Linked DNA regions of Homo sapiens: region 2 is linked to region 1. A link is an interaction called in ENCODE POLR2A ChIA-PET data of the cell type or tissue named here. Cell type or tissue: OCI-LY7. All regions are shown on one strand. Links, peaks and the distances in the headings refer to the core of each region. The heading gives the core; the rest is flanking DNA.

Region 1 (7,744 bases), core at 1,845-6,844:
GAGGGAAGGTCAGCGGATAAACATGTGAACAAAGGTCTCTGGTTTTCCTAGGCAGAGGGCCCTGCCGCCTTCCGCAGTGTTTGTGTCCCTGGGTACTTGAGATTAGGGAGTGGTGATGACTCTTAACGAGTATGCTGCCTTCAAGCATCTGTTTAACAAAGCACATCTTGCACCGCCCTTAATCCATTTAACCCTTAGTGGACACAGCACATGTTTCAGAGAGCATGGGGTTGGGGGTAAGGTCATAGATAAACAGCATTCCAAGGCAGAAGAATTTCTCTTACTACAGAACAAAATGGAGTCTCCTATGTCCACCTCTTTCTACACAGACACAGTAACAATCCGATCTCTCCTTCCTTTCCCCACATTTCCCCCACTTCTATTCGACAAAACTGCCATCGTCATCATGGCCCGTTCTCAATGAGCTATTGGGTACACCTCCCAGACGGGGTGGCGGCTGGGCAGAGGGGCTCCTCACTTCCCAGACAGGGCGGCTGCTGGGCGGAGGGGCTCCTCACTTCTCAGAGAGGGCGGCTGGTCAGAGAGGCTCCTCACCTCCCAGACGGGATGGCGGCGGGGCAGAGACACTCCTCAGTTCCCAGACGGCGTCGCGGCCGGGCAGAGGCGCTCTTCACATCTCAGACGGGGCGGCGGGGCAGAGGCGCTCCCCACATCCCAGACGATGGGCAGCCGGGCAGAGACGCTCCTCACTTCCTAGACGGGATGACGGCCGGGAAGAGGCGCTCCTCACTTCCCAGACTGGGCGGCCGGGCAGAGGAGTTCCTCACATCCCAGACGATGGGCGGCCAGGCAAAGACACTCCTCACTTCCTAGACGGGGTGGCGGCTGGGCAGAGGCTGCAATCTCAGCACTTTTGGGAGGTCAAGGCAGGCGGCTGGGAGGTGGAGGTTGTAGCGAGCCGAGATCACGCCACTGCACTCCAGCCTGGGCAACATTGAGCACTGAGTGAGCGACACTCCGTCTGCAATCCTGGCACCTCGGGAGGCCGAGGCTGGCAGATCACTCATGGTCAGGAACTGGAGACCAGCCCGGCCAACACGGTGAAACCCCGTCTCCACCAAAAAATACGAAAACCAGTCAGGCGTGGCGGCGCGCGCCTGCAATCCCAGGCACTTGGCAGGCTGAAGCAGGAGAATCAGGCAGGGAGGTTGCAGTGAGTCGAGATGGCAGCAGTACAGTCCAGCCTTGGCTCGGCATCAGAGGGAGACCGTGGAGAGGGAGAGGGGGAGGGGGAGGGGGAGAGGGAGAGCTGTTTTTTGTTTTGAGACAGAGTCTTGCTCTGTCACCCAGGCTGGAGTGCAGTGGCACAATCTTGGCTCACTGCAGCCTCCGCCTCCTGGGTTCAAGCAGTTCTCTGCCTCAGCCTCCCGAGTAGTTGGGATCACAGGCGCCCACCACCATGCCCGGCTAATTTTTGTATTTTTAGTAGAGATGGGGTTTCACCATCTTGGCCAGGCAGGTCTTGCACTCCTGACCTCGTGATCCACCCGCCTCAGCCTCCCAAAGTGCTGGGATTACAGGTGTGAGCCACTGCACCCGGCCGTAAATTTGTGTTGTTTTAAGCCACTAAGTTTGTGGTAATTTGTTATAGCAGCAGTGGAAAACCAAGACACCTCCTAAATCATCTGCCATTACTGTTATATTGCTACCATTTGTTCTCAGGTTAGCAGCCAAAGTAGTTCTTTAAAATCTAAGGCTCATCACATCACTCCACTAACTCAGAAACCTTCAGTGGCTATTTCATTAATAGAGATTTATAGCCAAAATCTGTTTTGTGACTGAGAAGACATGACAGGATTCTGTGCTCTCATCCCTTACTTTTAAATTTGTTTTCCCCAAAATTCATAGGTTGAAACACTAGCCACCCAGTACTCAGAATGTGACTGCATATGTATGTAGGGCCTTTAAATATGTGATTAAGTTAAAATGAGGTCTTTAGCGTAGACCCTAAAACAATTTGATGGGTGTCCTTAAGATTAGGACACAGAAAGGAGGCCAAGGCGGGCAGATCACCTGAGGTTGGGAGTTCGAGACCAGCCTGACCAACATGGTGAAACCCCTTCTCTACTAAAAATACAAAAAATTAGCTGGGCGTGGTGGTGCATGCTTGTAATCCCAGCTACTCAGGAAGGCTGAGGCAAGAGAATCACTTGAACCTGGGCGGCAGAGGTTGCAGTGAGCCATTGCACTCCAGCCTGGGCAACAAGCGTGAAACTCTGTCTCAGAAAAAAAAAAAAAAAAATTGGGACACAGAAGAAACACACAAAGACCATGTGAGGACACAGCAAGAAGGTGGCCATCTGCAAGCCAAGGAAATAGGCCTCAGAAGAAACCGAATGCATCCACACCTTGATCTTGGACTTTTGGCCTACAGAACTATAAGAAATAAAACTTTTTTTGTTTAAGCCATCCAGTCTTTGGTACTGTGTTATGGCAGTCTTGGTGAACTAATACACTGTTGTCATTTTCAGTAACTGTCCATTATTGAAAATGGGATATTGAAGTCTCCATTATTGTTGAACTATGTATTTCAGTTCTGTCAAGATCATTTGATCATATTCATGAAGGTTTATTTCTGGGTTTTCTTATTTGTTTCAAGGATCTGTGTGTCTGTTTTTTTTTTTTTTTCAGATGATGTTTTACTCTGTTGCCCAGGCTAGAGTGTAGTATGTTCACAGCAACCTCTGCCTCCCAGGCTCAAGCAATTCTCCAACCTCAGGCCCCTTGAGTGGCTGGGACTACAGATGTGCACTACCATGCCCAGCTAATTTTTTTTTTTTTTTTTTTGAGACAGAGTCTCGCTCTGTTGCCCAGGCTGGAGTTCAGTGGCGCTATCTCGGCTCACTGCAACCTCTGCCTCCCGGGTTCAAGCAATTCTTGTGCCTCAGCCTCCTGAGTAGGTGGGACTACAGGCATGCACCACCAACCCTGGCTAATTTTTTGTGTTTTTAGTAGAGATGGGTTTTCGCCATGATGGCCAGGCTGGTCTCGAACTCCTAACCTCAAGTGATCCTCCAGCCTGTGCCTCCCAATGTGCTGGGATTACAGGCGTGAGCCACTGCACCCGGCCTTTTTTAAAAAGTTTTTTTGGTCAGCCTCTTGTAGTCTCTATTGATGTCATAGCCTCCGGCATCTGTGATGTTAAACAATTGCCACAGATTTTTTTTTTGACACGTGGACACGTGCCCTCAGGATGGGGCTGTTGCATAGAGTGAACTTTGAATCAGGTCGAATAAAGACAAGCCTTCAGGATAGAGCTTTTTCGGAGCTGCCAGATAGGTCAAATATTGACAGTTCTCTGAGGATAGTGCTTTTTGGGAGCTACAAACTCGTTGTGTTCTCTCCAGTGGCTTCTAGCTTGCTAGTTTCACATTGCAGTTGGAAGGGTGCTGGTTTTATTTTTTATTTTTTTTTCTCTCTCTCTTTTTCTCTTTCTTTCTTTCTTTCGACGGAGTCTCCCTCTTGTCGCCCAGGCTGGAGTGCAATGGTGCGATCTTGGCTCACTGCAACCTCCATCTCCTGGGTTCAAGCGATTCTCCTGCCTCAGCCTCCTGAATAGCTGGGATTACAGGCGTGTGCCACCACACCTGGCTAATTTTTTATATTTTTGGTACAGATGGTGTTTCACCATGTTGGGCAGGCTGGTCTTGAACTCCTGACCTCAAGTGATCCGCCTGGCTCAGCTTCCCAGAGTGCTGGGATTACAGGTGTGAGCCACCATGCCTGCCAGACATTTTTCTTGAATAAATACTCCTTGGACTTGGAAAGGCTTTGGTTTATCTGCAGAGCTCTGAAAGAGTCAATGTTGATCATTTTTGGCAGTATTCTCATAGCTTTTATGGAGGAGCAGATTTCCAGAGGTCCTTCCTCTGCCATTCTGGAAGTTTCCTCTCCCCAGTAACATTTCTGGCTGTACCACTCCCGGTTCTCCCATATCACTCTGCTTCAGCTGCTCTGGCTTCATTGTTTCTTGAATGTGCCAGGCAAGCTTCTGTCATGTGACCTTTGCATTGCTTTTACCTCTACCGGAAATATTTTCCCCCAGGTGTTTGCCTGGTTTGCATCCTCATCTCCTTCGGGTCTTTGGTCTATATCATCTTCTCAGTGAGGCTTTTCCTGACCACTCTTGTTTTTGGACAGTCTTATTTAGAATTCAACCCTCCTAACCCCATGTATTTCTAGTCTTCTTTTCAGACCATTTTCTCCTTTTTTTTTTCTTTTGAGATGGAGTCTGTCTCTGTTGCCCAGGCTGGAGTGCAGTGGCACGATCTTGGCTCTCCTCGGCTCACCTTGGCTCACTGTGCCACTGCACCACTACGCCCGGCTAATTTTGTATTTTTAGTAGAGACAGGGTTTCTCCATGTTGGTCAGGCTGGTCTCGAACTCCTGACCTCAGGTGATCCACCTGTCTTGGCCTCCCAAAGTGCTGGGATTACAGGCGTGAGCCACTGTGCCTGGCCCCAGTTATATTTTTTTAAAAATTATTATTTTTTTGTTTTTGTTTTTGTTTTTTTTAAGACAAGGTCTCACTCTGTTGCCCAAGCTGGATGGAGTGCAGTGGTGTGATCACAGCTCACTGCAGCCTCAACCAGCGGGGCTGAAGTGATCCTCATGCCTCAGCTTCCTGAATAGCTGGGACTACAGGCATGCCTCACCATGCCTGGCTAATTTTTTTTTTTTTTTTTTTCTGTAAGTATTTTATTTATCACTGAAGAAAAAACACAGCAGCAAGTTCTGTGTTGGCTTCAATGAGACCAAATAGTTCATCTTTAACATAGCTACTGCGCTCCAAAATTGAAGTCAACACAGTCATTACTACAAATTACTTGTTGAAAGAATCTATCTTCAAAAGAAAGAAAATTAGGAAAGAGAATTTAAACGATTCCTCCAAACCATACATTTATAAATATTGTCATATTTAAAATGCTTGAAAGGCGTGAATTCTCCATTAATGGAAAAGCAGTTTGCTATTGGCAACAGAAAAAAACTCAGCGATAATTTACCAAATGCTTTAAAATTTAAAAGCTATACTGTTTGGATTCACACTTGCGCAGTAATCTTGTCATTACAACAACTGCAAATTGCTTTGTACTCACCTTCTCTCAAGTAAAATCTAAAGAAAACCCCACCGTATCCAATGTTTGTAATGTTTACTTCAAGTGAATCTAAAAAATTTCTAAATTTAGTTTATGGTAAATACCTCAAAATACCTAAAAATAGGTACGTATCAACCACTTAAGGGTGTGAAAATTGTTTCAGATTCACTGCTTTAAAGGGTCTTCAAATATATTTTCTTTAACAGAACCTTACTTCATTCCAAATTATTATCAGATATTTCAAAATAAAAAAAAAGTATCAGTTCTATACCAAGATAAAGGTGTTACTCAATACCTGAAGGTTCACATTTTAAATTTATTTTTTAGTTTTTCTTTTTTGTCAACAAATGATTGATGAAATAATGCAACACCCTTAAATTCCAGAAAATGGCATGGTTTTTCCAACCTCCTGTGGATATGGTGCATGATCAATCTATTATATAGGAGCCTGGCTAATTTTTAATTTTTTTTTTTTTTTTTTTGAGAGGGAGTTTCACTCTGTCACCAAGGCTAGAGTGCAGTGGCACGATCTCGGCTCACTGCAACCTCTACCTCCCAGGTTCAAGCGATTCTCCTGCCTCCACCTCCCAAGTAGCTGGTATTACAGGCATGCGCCACCATGCCCAGTTAATTTTTGTATTTTTAGTAGAGGTGGGGTTTCGCTATGTTGGCCAGGCTGGTCTCAAACTCCTGACCTCAAGCGATCTGCCCGCCTCAGCCTCCCAAAGTGCTGGGATTACAGGCATGAACCACTGCGCCTGGCTAATTTTTACATTTTGTGTACAGACAGAGTCTTGCTATGTTGCCCAGGCTAGTCTTGAACTCCTGGCCTCAAGGTATCCTCCTGTCTTACTCTGTCACCCAGGCTGGAGTATATTGGCTGGCTGTTCACAGGTGCAACCATAATGTACTACAGCCTTGTGCCCCTGGGCTTAAGTGATCCTCCCACCTCAGCCTCTTGAGTAGCTGTGACTACAGGTGCATGCTGCCTCACCTGGGTGCTGTTTTTTAGTAGTATTTATTCTGTTTTTTCATTTATTATTATTATTTTTTTGAGATGGAGTCTTGCTCTGTCATCCAGGGTGTAGTGCAGTGGTGTGATCTTGACTTACTGCAACCTCTGTCTCCTGGGTCAAGCAATTCTCATGCCTCAGCCACCTGAGTAGCTGGGATTACAGGCATGCACCACCACACCTGGATAATTTTTGTATTTTTAGTAGAGATGGGGTTTCACCATGTTGGCCAGGCGGTCTCAAACTACTGACCTCAAGTGATGCTGCCCCACTTTGCCTCCCAAAGTGCTAGGATTACAGGCATGAGCCACCATACCCAGCAGTGTATTTATTCTAATACGATTAGTTGTATCATGAAACAATTAGAGTGCTCTCTGTTTATATTGTGTATATAGTTTCATCTCACCGCTGCCACCCCGCCCCCTCCCAGGGAGACTTGCTTGAGTGAGGTTGCAGCTCTGGCAGGAGCAGTTGGGGAATATGTTTTTTATAGCATCATTAGTAGCTTATTTAATTGACTGTTATTTTCTCATGTTGACCATTAGCCAAAGATCACTCTTCTTTGGATATGAGATATCCAGGCTATTATTTTTCTGAAGAATTCAGTGTTTCCATCCTACTTTTTCCAGTCTCCTAAAGACTGGGACCCAAATGCTATGGTTAGAAGGTATTTAGTTTCTCAGTTTTGGCATAGATATCGAATCAGTTTTTCCAATAAAAATGTGTTTAACATTTTGTACACTTATACTACTACTATGCTTTTAGTAGGTAATACTGAAATGGTTATAATACTGTCCCTTGTTCTGTAAAAAAATATAGTACATTTTGAGAGAAAAACTTGATGTGAAAGTTTCCCTTCCATGATCAGTGATAGGGATCTTTCCTTGGCTCTTAATTTCTTATTTTCATATACTTATCTCTGCATGTGCCTTATTACTTATCCCTAACTATAAGCCCCTTAAGGGAATAAGAGATAAACCCCGTATTACTTATCCCAAACTTAAGCCTGTTTTCCATCTTTGTACTATTTGCAACATGAAAAATTGTGTTTGAATTACTGAATGCACTAATTTATGTGAATGTTGTTTTAAATCCATAAAATGCAGAGAAGTGTTGGGTGATATTTTTCTTTTTGGTCAAGTGATGTTTTCTAAAAAATAATAGAAAGCATCTAATTGTTGAATGAGTGGCATTGGTGCTAAGTTTTATGAGGCTTCTGGAGATGATATAACTGTGGACTGGGAAGTTGAGCAAGACTTTTCAGAGAAGGTGGGATTCAAGTTCTGTTAAGGAAGAATAGATGTTCCATGGTTAGGAATGGGAAGTGTATTCAGGTTGGAGGGAAGAGCTTGTGCACTGGTGGGGATACAGCATGTAGGGCAAATTTAGAGACCAGTGAATGGGTCAGGTGTGCTCCAGTGGAGACTGTGCATGTGTGGGTGATTGACAGCAGAGTGGGCAAGTTGTGATTGAGCCTTATACTTGCCATGTGGCCTTTAGACAAAGTATTTTACTTCTACTTTTTTTTTTTTTTTTTTTTGAGATGGAGTCTCGCTCTGTTGCCCAGGCTGGAGTGCAGCGGTGTGATCTCGGCTCACTGCAACCTCCGCTTTC
Region 2 (7,744 bases), core at 1,170-6,169, 590 kb before region 1:
CTTCACTTCGTTGATTGTTTCCTTTGCTGTGCAGAAGTTTTTTAGTTTAATATAGTCCTATTTGCTTATTTTTGTGGGGGTTTTTTTCTGTGCTTTTGAGGTCTTAGCCATAAACTCTTGCCCTACACCTGTGTCCTAAAGTGTTTTCCCTATGTTTTCTTCCAGTAGCTTTTAGTTGTAGGTCTTATATTTATGTCTTTGCTCCATCTTGAGTTTATTTTTGCATATGGTGATGGACAGGGTTCCAATTTCATTTTTCTGTAGAAGCATATCCAATTTTCTAAGCACCAATTATTGAAGAGGGTGTCCTTTTCTCAATGTCTGTTATTGGCACCTTTGTAGACAATCAGTTGGCTGGAAATAAGTGGATTTACTTCCGGATTCTGTGTTCTGTGGTCTATGTGTCTGTTTTTATACCAATACCACCCTACTTTGATTGCTATGCTATAACCTTGTAATATATTTTGAAGTCAGGTAGTGTGATGCCTCTTGCTTTGTTCTTTTTACTCAGGATTGCTTTGGCTCTTCAAGCTCTTTTTTGATTCTACATGAATTTTAGGATTTTTTCCCCTATTTCTGTAAAAAATGACATTGGTCTTTTCATAGGAGTTGCATTGAATCTGATTATTGCTTTGGGTAGTTTGGTCATTTTAAGAGCGTTAATTCTTCTGATCTATGAACAAAATATGTCTTTTCATTTGTTTGTGTCCTCTTCAATTTCTTTCATCAGCATTTTGTAGTTTCCCTTATAGAAGTCTTTCACTTCCTTGGTTAAATTTATTCTTAGTCATTTCTCTTTTGTAGCTACTGTAAATGGGATTACCTTCTTGATTTCTTTCTCAGCTAGTTCATTATTGGTGTATAGAAATGCTACTGATTTTTGTACATTGATTTTGTATCCTGCAAATTTAATGAATTCATTTATCAGTTCTAAAAGTTTTTGGGTGCACCCTTTAGGTTTTTCTAGATATAAGATCATGTCATCTGCAAAGGGGAACAATTTGACTTCCTCTTTTCCAATCTGGATGCCTTTTATTTCTTCCTCTTGCCTGATTGCTCTGGCTAGGACTTTCAATCCTGTGTTGAATAGGAGTGGTGCAAGTGGGCATCCTTGTCTTGTTCCAGTTCTTAGGGGAAAGGCTTTCATCTTTTCCCCATTCAGTATGATGTTAGCTGTGGGTTTGTCCTATATGGCCTTTAGTATGTTGAGGTATGTTCCTTCTATGCCTAGTTTGTTGGGAATTCTTACCATGAAGGTATGTTGAATTTTATCAAATGCTTTTTCTGGGTCAATTGAGATGATCATATAGTTTTTGTCCTTCATTCTGTTGATGTAATGTATCACATTTATTGATTGGCGTATGTTGAACCATCCTTACATCCCTGAGATAAATCTCTCTTAATAATGGTGTATTACCTTTTTGATGTGCTGTTGGATTCAGTTTGCTAGTATTTCATTGAGGATTTTTGCATCTGTGTTCATCGGGGATAATGACCTTAGTTTTCTTTTTTTGTTGTTTGGTCCTTGTCTTAGTTTGGTATAAGGATAATGCTGGCCTCATAGAATGAGTTAGGAAGAATTCTCTCCTCTTCACTTTTTTGGAATAGTTTGAGAAGAATTGGTGTTAGTTCTTTGTAAGTTTGGTAGAATTCAGCAGTGAAGCCATCTGGTCCTGGACTTTTCTTTGTTGAGAGACTTTTTATTACTGATTTAATTTCATTACTCATTATTGGTCTGTTCAGGTTTCCATATTTTTCTTATTCAATCTTGGTAGGCTGTATGTGTCCAATAATTTGTTCATTTCCTCTAGGTTTTCCAGTTTGTTAGTGTATAGTTGTTCATAACAGTCTCTGATGATTTTTTGTATTTCTGTGGCATCAGTTACAATGTCTCCTTTTTCATTTCTGATTTTTTTTTTTTTTTTGAAACAAGGTCTCACTCTGTTGCCCAGGCTGGAGTGCCGTGGTGCAATCTCAGCTCACTGCAATATCCACCTCCTAGATTCAAGCAATTCTCCTGCCTCAGCCTCCTGAGTAGCTGGGATTACAGGCACGTGCCACCATATCCAGCTAATTTTGGTATTTTTAGTAGAAATGGGGTTTCACCATGTTGGTCCACCTGCCTGGGCCTTCCAAAGTGCTGGGATTACAGGCATGAGCCTCTGTGCCCGGCCCATTTCTGATTTTATTTATTTGTGTCTTCTCTCCTTTTTCTTGGTTAGTCTAGCTAGCGATTTATCAATTTTGCTTACTTTTTCAAAAAGACAACTTTTCATTTCATTGATCCTTTGTATTGTTTTTTAAGTCTGTATTTCATTTAATTCTGCTCTGATCTTTATTATTAATTTTATTCTACTAATTTGGGGTTTGGATTGTTCTTGCTTTTTTTTTTCCTTTGAGTCAGGGTCTTGCTCTGTTGCCCAGGCTGGAGTACAATGGCTCTATGATGGCTTATTCCAGCCTTGACCCTCTGGGCTCAAGTGAACCTCCCACTTTAGCATCCTAAGTGGCTGGGACCACAATTGTGCACCACTGTGTCTGGCTAAACTTTTTTAATGTTTTGTAGAGACAGGGTCTCCCTATGTTGCCTAAGTATGTTGCCTAAGCTGGTCTCAAACTCCTGGGCTCAAGCCATCCTCCTGATTCAGCCTCCCAAAGTGCTGGGACTACAGGAGTGAGCCACCATGCCTGGCCCGTTCTTGCTTTTCCAGTTCCTTGAAGGCATCTTTAGATCATTTATTTGAAATCTTCCTACTTTTTTGATGTAGGTGTTTATTGATATAAACTCCCCTCTTAGCACTGCTTTTGCTGTATCCCATAGGTTTTCGTACGTTCTATGTCAATTTCCATTTGTTTCAATAAATTTTTTTTAAATTTTCTTTAAGATATTTTACGTTTCTTCTATGTTGTGGAATCTATTGAGTTTTACTTTATGATTCATCCTTGCTTTTTAAAACATTTAATTTTATTTAATGGTTCAGTAATAATAAAGATACCCTTTTACATGTTTACAGTACCTCATTGTTTACATACACTATTTCAAGCTTTTGGAATAGGGACAACTAAAACAGATTCTTGTGTAAATGAGTTTCTTTATATAACTTCACATTCTTTATGTAATGGTTCTTTTGAAGCTTAACAAGTTCTTTCTCAACAACTGTATTTTTTTAATGTGGAATTGACTAAGTATATGAAAATATGAAATAAACAAAATAAAATGGAAAACTATGAGGTCCTTAGAAGTCACATTACATCCCTATATTTGGTGACATTTAAAGAGATGAATGACATCATTGAGAAGTAAGGAGAAATACAGTGCAGCAAATCAAGAACATGCCACTCATGTAAGAGTGAACATCTATCTCCAGGCATGAGAAAGGTCTAGAGAGTTCTTAACAAAATGCTGTCAGTGTTTATTTCTCAGTCTTGAGACGTCAGATGATTTTTATGATCTTCTTTGTGCTTTTCTAATTTGTTTAATATTTTACAGTAAGCATGTATCATTTTTACTAAAATATCCACGTTATTGTTTAAAACAGGAACAAAATTTTTCTACATGCACAAGGATAATAGTATTTGTCTATATTTTTTTCTGGTCTTTTAATTAAGTGTTTATACACACAGAGAGACAGGAATAAAGTTTTCCTTAGCATTTAAATAATTTCCAAGAAGTATATACATTCCTACATATGGGTTAAATAAACACACATATGTCAATAAACATATATTCTAACAAACTCAGGCCTGCTAAATGCGGCTAAAAGTTCCCAGTGAAAAGAACTCTTAGGTGAGCTATATTTTCTAATCTGCAGACCCTCCTACTGCATAACTCTGGATGATGTCATACAAACCTCTTCCTGCATCTGGGACTCTTTCCAGCTGCTACATGTGGGAGCTTCCCGTTTTTGTTCTAATTGAGTGATGTTTACTGGAAATGGAGTCTGCTAATAAGATCTCAGTTCAGATAGCTTTGTGGGGACAGGAAGAATGATTGTGAGATGAATTTGGCCAAAAACCTTTACTTTCTCCCTTGTCATTATCTTGTTTTGATAGGTTGGCTTAGTTTTGTTTTGAAATTACCTCTTCTGAGAAACCAAAGAGGAACGATATGCGCTGTCTTCTTCTTCCTCCTCCTCCTCCTCCTTTTCCTCTTCCTACCAAGACTCCCAACTCAGACTGTTTTTCAGTCTGTCCCTCCATACATACCTGCACACTCACACATCTACTAGAGAGTATATGGAGACAGCCAAGAGCCCTTAGAAAGATAGCTGGGTAATGTACTACTCTGTTCTCTTGAATTTGGATGGAACTTATGACAACACTTAGATGTGAACAAATAAGGCAAGAGAATTTGTCCCAGATTGCACAGCTGGTTATGGCAGAACAAAGCGGTGGTGAACCTAGATTTCATATCTCCTAGCTCAGGGCCTCTGGATTAAAACCCATAAACATTGTTCACATTTTTTTGGAACTATGCATAAGGGCAACTTAGAGAGTTCCAGGTAAGAGAATGCAGCATAACAAGAGTTGATTGTTTTAAGTTGTGTTATGTTAAAGATCAGCTAAGTAAAATTAAAGAGAAAAGCTGCTAAATATACTGAATTATTTCATTTTTGTGGATCTCCTTGATTGTGATTTGCGAGCTCAGAAGTATTAACAGTTTTTCTCAAAAATTTTAAGATGAAAAATTCTCAAGTCCAATTAATTGAAAAGCTTAAGACTACTCTATACCATGCTTCACTTTAGAAAGTAGGGAGCTTGTTGCAAATTCAAACAAGGATGTGGTGTCACAACTCATGAAAGGAATCTCTTATCAAATATCTATCCTACCATCAAATTGCCATTACATCTGCCCGAATGTACATGGGACACAGTTGCGTCAGAAAGGCTAAAGCTCCAAATAAGTTCACATTATTCTGAAACTATCAGATTATGTGATGGATATAATTTGGGTGTTACAGTCTTTGTAGTAAAGTTTGAGGAATGACACCAGGTATGGTCGAGTGCAGTGGCTCATGCCTATAAGATGAGCCTAGGCAACATGGTGAGATCCCATCTCTACAAAAAATACAAAAATTATCCAGGCATGGTGGGGTGGTGTGCACCTGTAGTCCCAGCTACTCAGGAGGTTCCAGTGGGAGGATTACTTGAAACCAGGAGGTTGAGACTGTAGTGAGCCATGTTTGTGCCACTGTACTCCAGCCTGGGCAACAGAGCAAGACTGTCTCAAAAAAAAAAAAAAAAGAAAGAAAGAGAAAAAAAAACCCCATCAGGTAAAATGTAGGGCCACTGTCAATGGGGGACATAGAGAAAACAGAGATCTTCAATTCTCTTCTGCTTCTAACTTTCGGGACAAGGACATTTTTTCTCCACATGTTATCAGTAAGGTGAGGAGAAATAGAGAAAGAGCATAAACTTTGGTAAGCGAAGATAGAAGCCCAAGATGGAATAATAGAGTGAGAAAGAGCCCAAAGCTGCTCCAAGTGATTTCAAGTCCCCAGTTTTGAAGAATGATGTCTTTGGGTCTTGAGAAAACATTGTTGTGGGATCACCAACAATCGTCAGGGATATTTGGGGCATCATAGAGAATAGGAGAGATTCCAGAAGACTGGTAACAGTGGAGTATTCTGATTTTCAGAAAGAGAAAGCAGAGCCAGAAAAAAATGTAGATAATGGTCTGTAACCTCAATCTCAGGCCAGAGTCTAGAAGGGGGGATTATTAGAGGAACAGTTTCAGGCACTAGATAAAAAAGGAATGATTAAGATCCAGATGAGTTCACTAAAAACAAGTCAGGGCTAATTTATCTCTTGGCTTTGACAGAGTTACCAGCCCAGTACCTCAGGGAATGCCCATACATATAGAATATTTTGTTATCAGTTAGACATTTAATAAAGTTTTTTTTTCATGATATTCTTTTGGACAAGACAGAGAGATATAAACTGAATTGTGGCACACTGAATGAATTAGAAACCAGTCAATTGTACGCACAGGTGCTGGCTAACAAACTGTAAAGAAGCATGCAGTGGTGAGTCCCAGGCTGTGTCTGTCCTTCACTGTCTCCTCATAAATGCTTTCAGAATAAATATACAGAAGGTGTGCTCATCAGATTTATAGGCAACATGAAGTTAGAGGGTATGATGAATACTTGAATGGCAGAACGAAAATTCCTAGGTTGAATCTAAAAGGATGAAATTTAAGGGTGATTAATATGAGGTCTAAGGAATTAAATCTATCAGTGAGAATAAGCAATACTTGCTTTAACGGTAACTAAGAGCCTTAACTCAATATGAGTCAGAAGTGTAACGTGGTTGCCAAAAAAACTAAGATTTTAGGCTGTATCCAGTGGTGTGGTAAATATTTAACAACTGGCCCTGGGTTGGGGGCGGAGAGAGGGAGGGACCTTGATTTATAGCTCTGACCAATCTCTGTAGTGTAAATACTCTCACCTTGGCCAGTTTCAAGGTACTGACTTTGTGGCACTGAACTCAGAGGTTGGAAGAGATGTGTGATAGCATGCCATTATGTGGTATTTCCACCACACAGATGCAGTAGATGTGATTAACCTCAAGAGGAGAGATAATAATTAAACACAGTAAAATTACTAGGAAGTAGTATTTTAATTACTTATTACCTTTGTTTTTAATATATCTAATTGTAGGCTTATGTAATTTAACTTTAATTTTTAAAATTATTATTATTATTTTCGAGACAGGGTCTTGTTTTGTTTTGTTTTGTTTTGTTTTTGAGACAGAGTCTGGCTCTGTCGCCCAGGCTGGAGTGCAATGGCGTGATCTCTTCTCACTGCAACCTCTGCCTCCTGGGTTCAAGCAATTCTCCTACCTCAGCCTCCCAAGTAGCTGGGACTACAGGCACGTGCCACCACACCCAGCTAATTTTTGTATTTTTAGTAGAGATGGGGTTCCACCATTTTGGCCAGGATGGTTTCAAACTCTTGACCTCGTGATCTGCCCAAAGTGCTGGAATTACAGGCGTGAGCCACCGCACCTGGCCTGAGACAGGGTCTTGCTCTGTTACCCAGGCTGGAGTACGGTGGCGTGATCTCAGCTCACTGCAGCCTCAATCTCCCAGGCTCAAGCGCTCCTCCCACCTCAGCCTCTTGGATAGCTGAGACCACAGACGTGCCCCACCATGCTTGGCTAATACTTTTTTAAATTTTTTGTAGAAACGGGGTCTCACTATACTGCCCAGACTGGTTTGAACTCCTGGGCTCAAGCAATCCTCTGGACTTGGCCTCCCAGAGGGCTGGGATTACAGACGTTAACCACCTTGCCCAGCATAATTTAACTTTTAATTAGAACTGCATTTTACAACTAGCTCAGAAAATTCTTGAACATTTAACTATCAGCTCTTGCAAGTTTGTGCACATGGGCTCTGGACCATGGTAACCAGAAATGCAGTCACTGGTAGAAGGGAGGTGATAACCCTGCTGTTCTCTGCATTTGTCAGGACACACCCAGATCCCTTTATTCCAGAACACATAACTTAAAGTCACACTTTCCTGAGATCAGAGCAGAGGATGGCAGAGAACCAAAGTCACGAGTGTGTGAAACAACGGAGAGGAGCGGCGCTGTGCAGCCTGGAGCTCAAGACACTTGCATGAGCGGTGAGATGAGAGGGACAGGGGAGAGCTTGTTTTCAAATATTTGAGAGGCTGTTGTGTAAGGAAGGATTAGGGCTCTAATTGGTGGGTAGAAAAGGATACAAGGAGACAGATTTCTGTTC

Evidence for each region. Peaks named below come from ENCODE experiments on the same cell type or tissue, not always from the same donor. Only the 100,000 strongest peaks of a DNase experiment are listed, where the experiment ranks them.
Region 2: POLR2A ChIA-PET joins it to region 1 with 5 read pairs; 2 of 35 experiments call an interaction of 5 or more read pairs at or near these places.

The regions. Positions count from the first base shown.
Region 1 is chr2:70,266,546-70,274,289 of GRCh38, forward strand. The region is part of intron 3 of PCYOX1 (prenylcysteine oxidase 1); the gene reads left to right. Among named protein-coding and RNA genes, the nearest start is that of PCYOX1, 12 kb to the left of the region's middle. In OCI-LY7, for the core only: no CTCF peak of the experiment used is centred there; a DNase peak (open chromatin) is centred at 4,036.
Region 2 is chr2:69,679,458-69,687,201 of GRCh38, forward strand. It overlaps a transcript of ANXA4 not described here. Among named protein-coding and RNA genes, the nearest start is that of AAK1, 40 kb to the left of the region's middle. In OCI-LY7, for the core only: no CTCF peak of the experiment used is centred there; no DNase peak of the experiment used is centred there.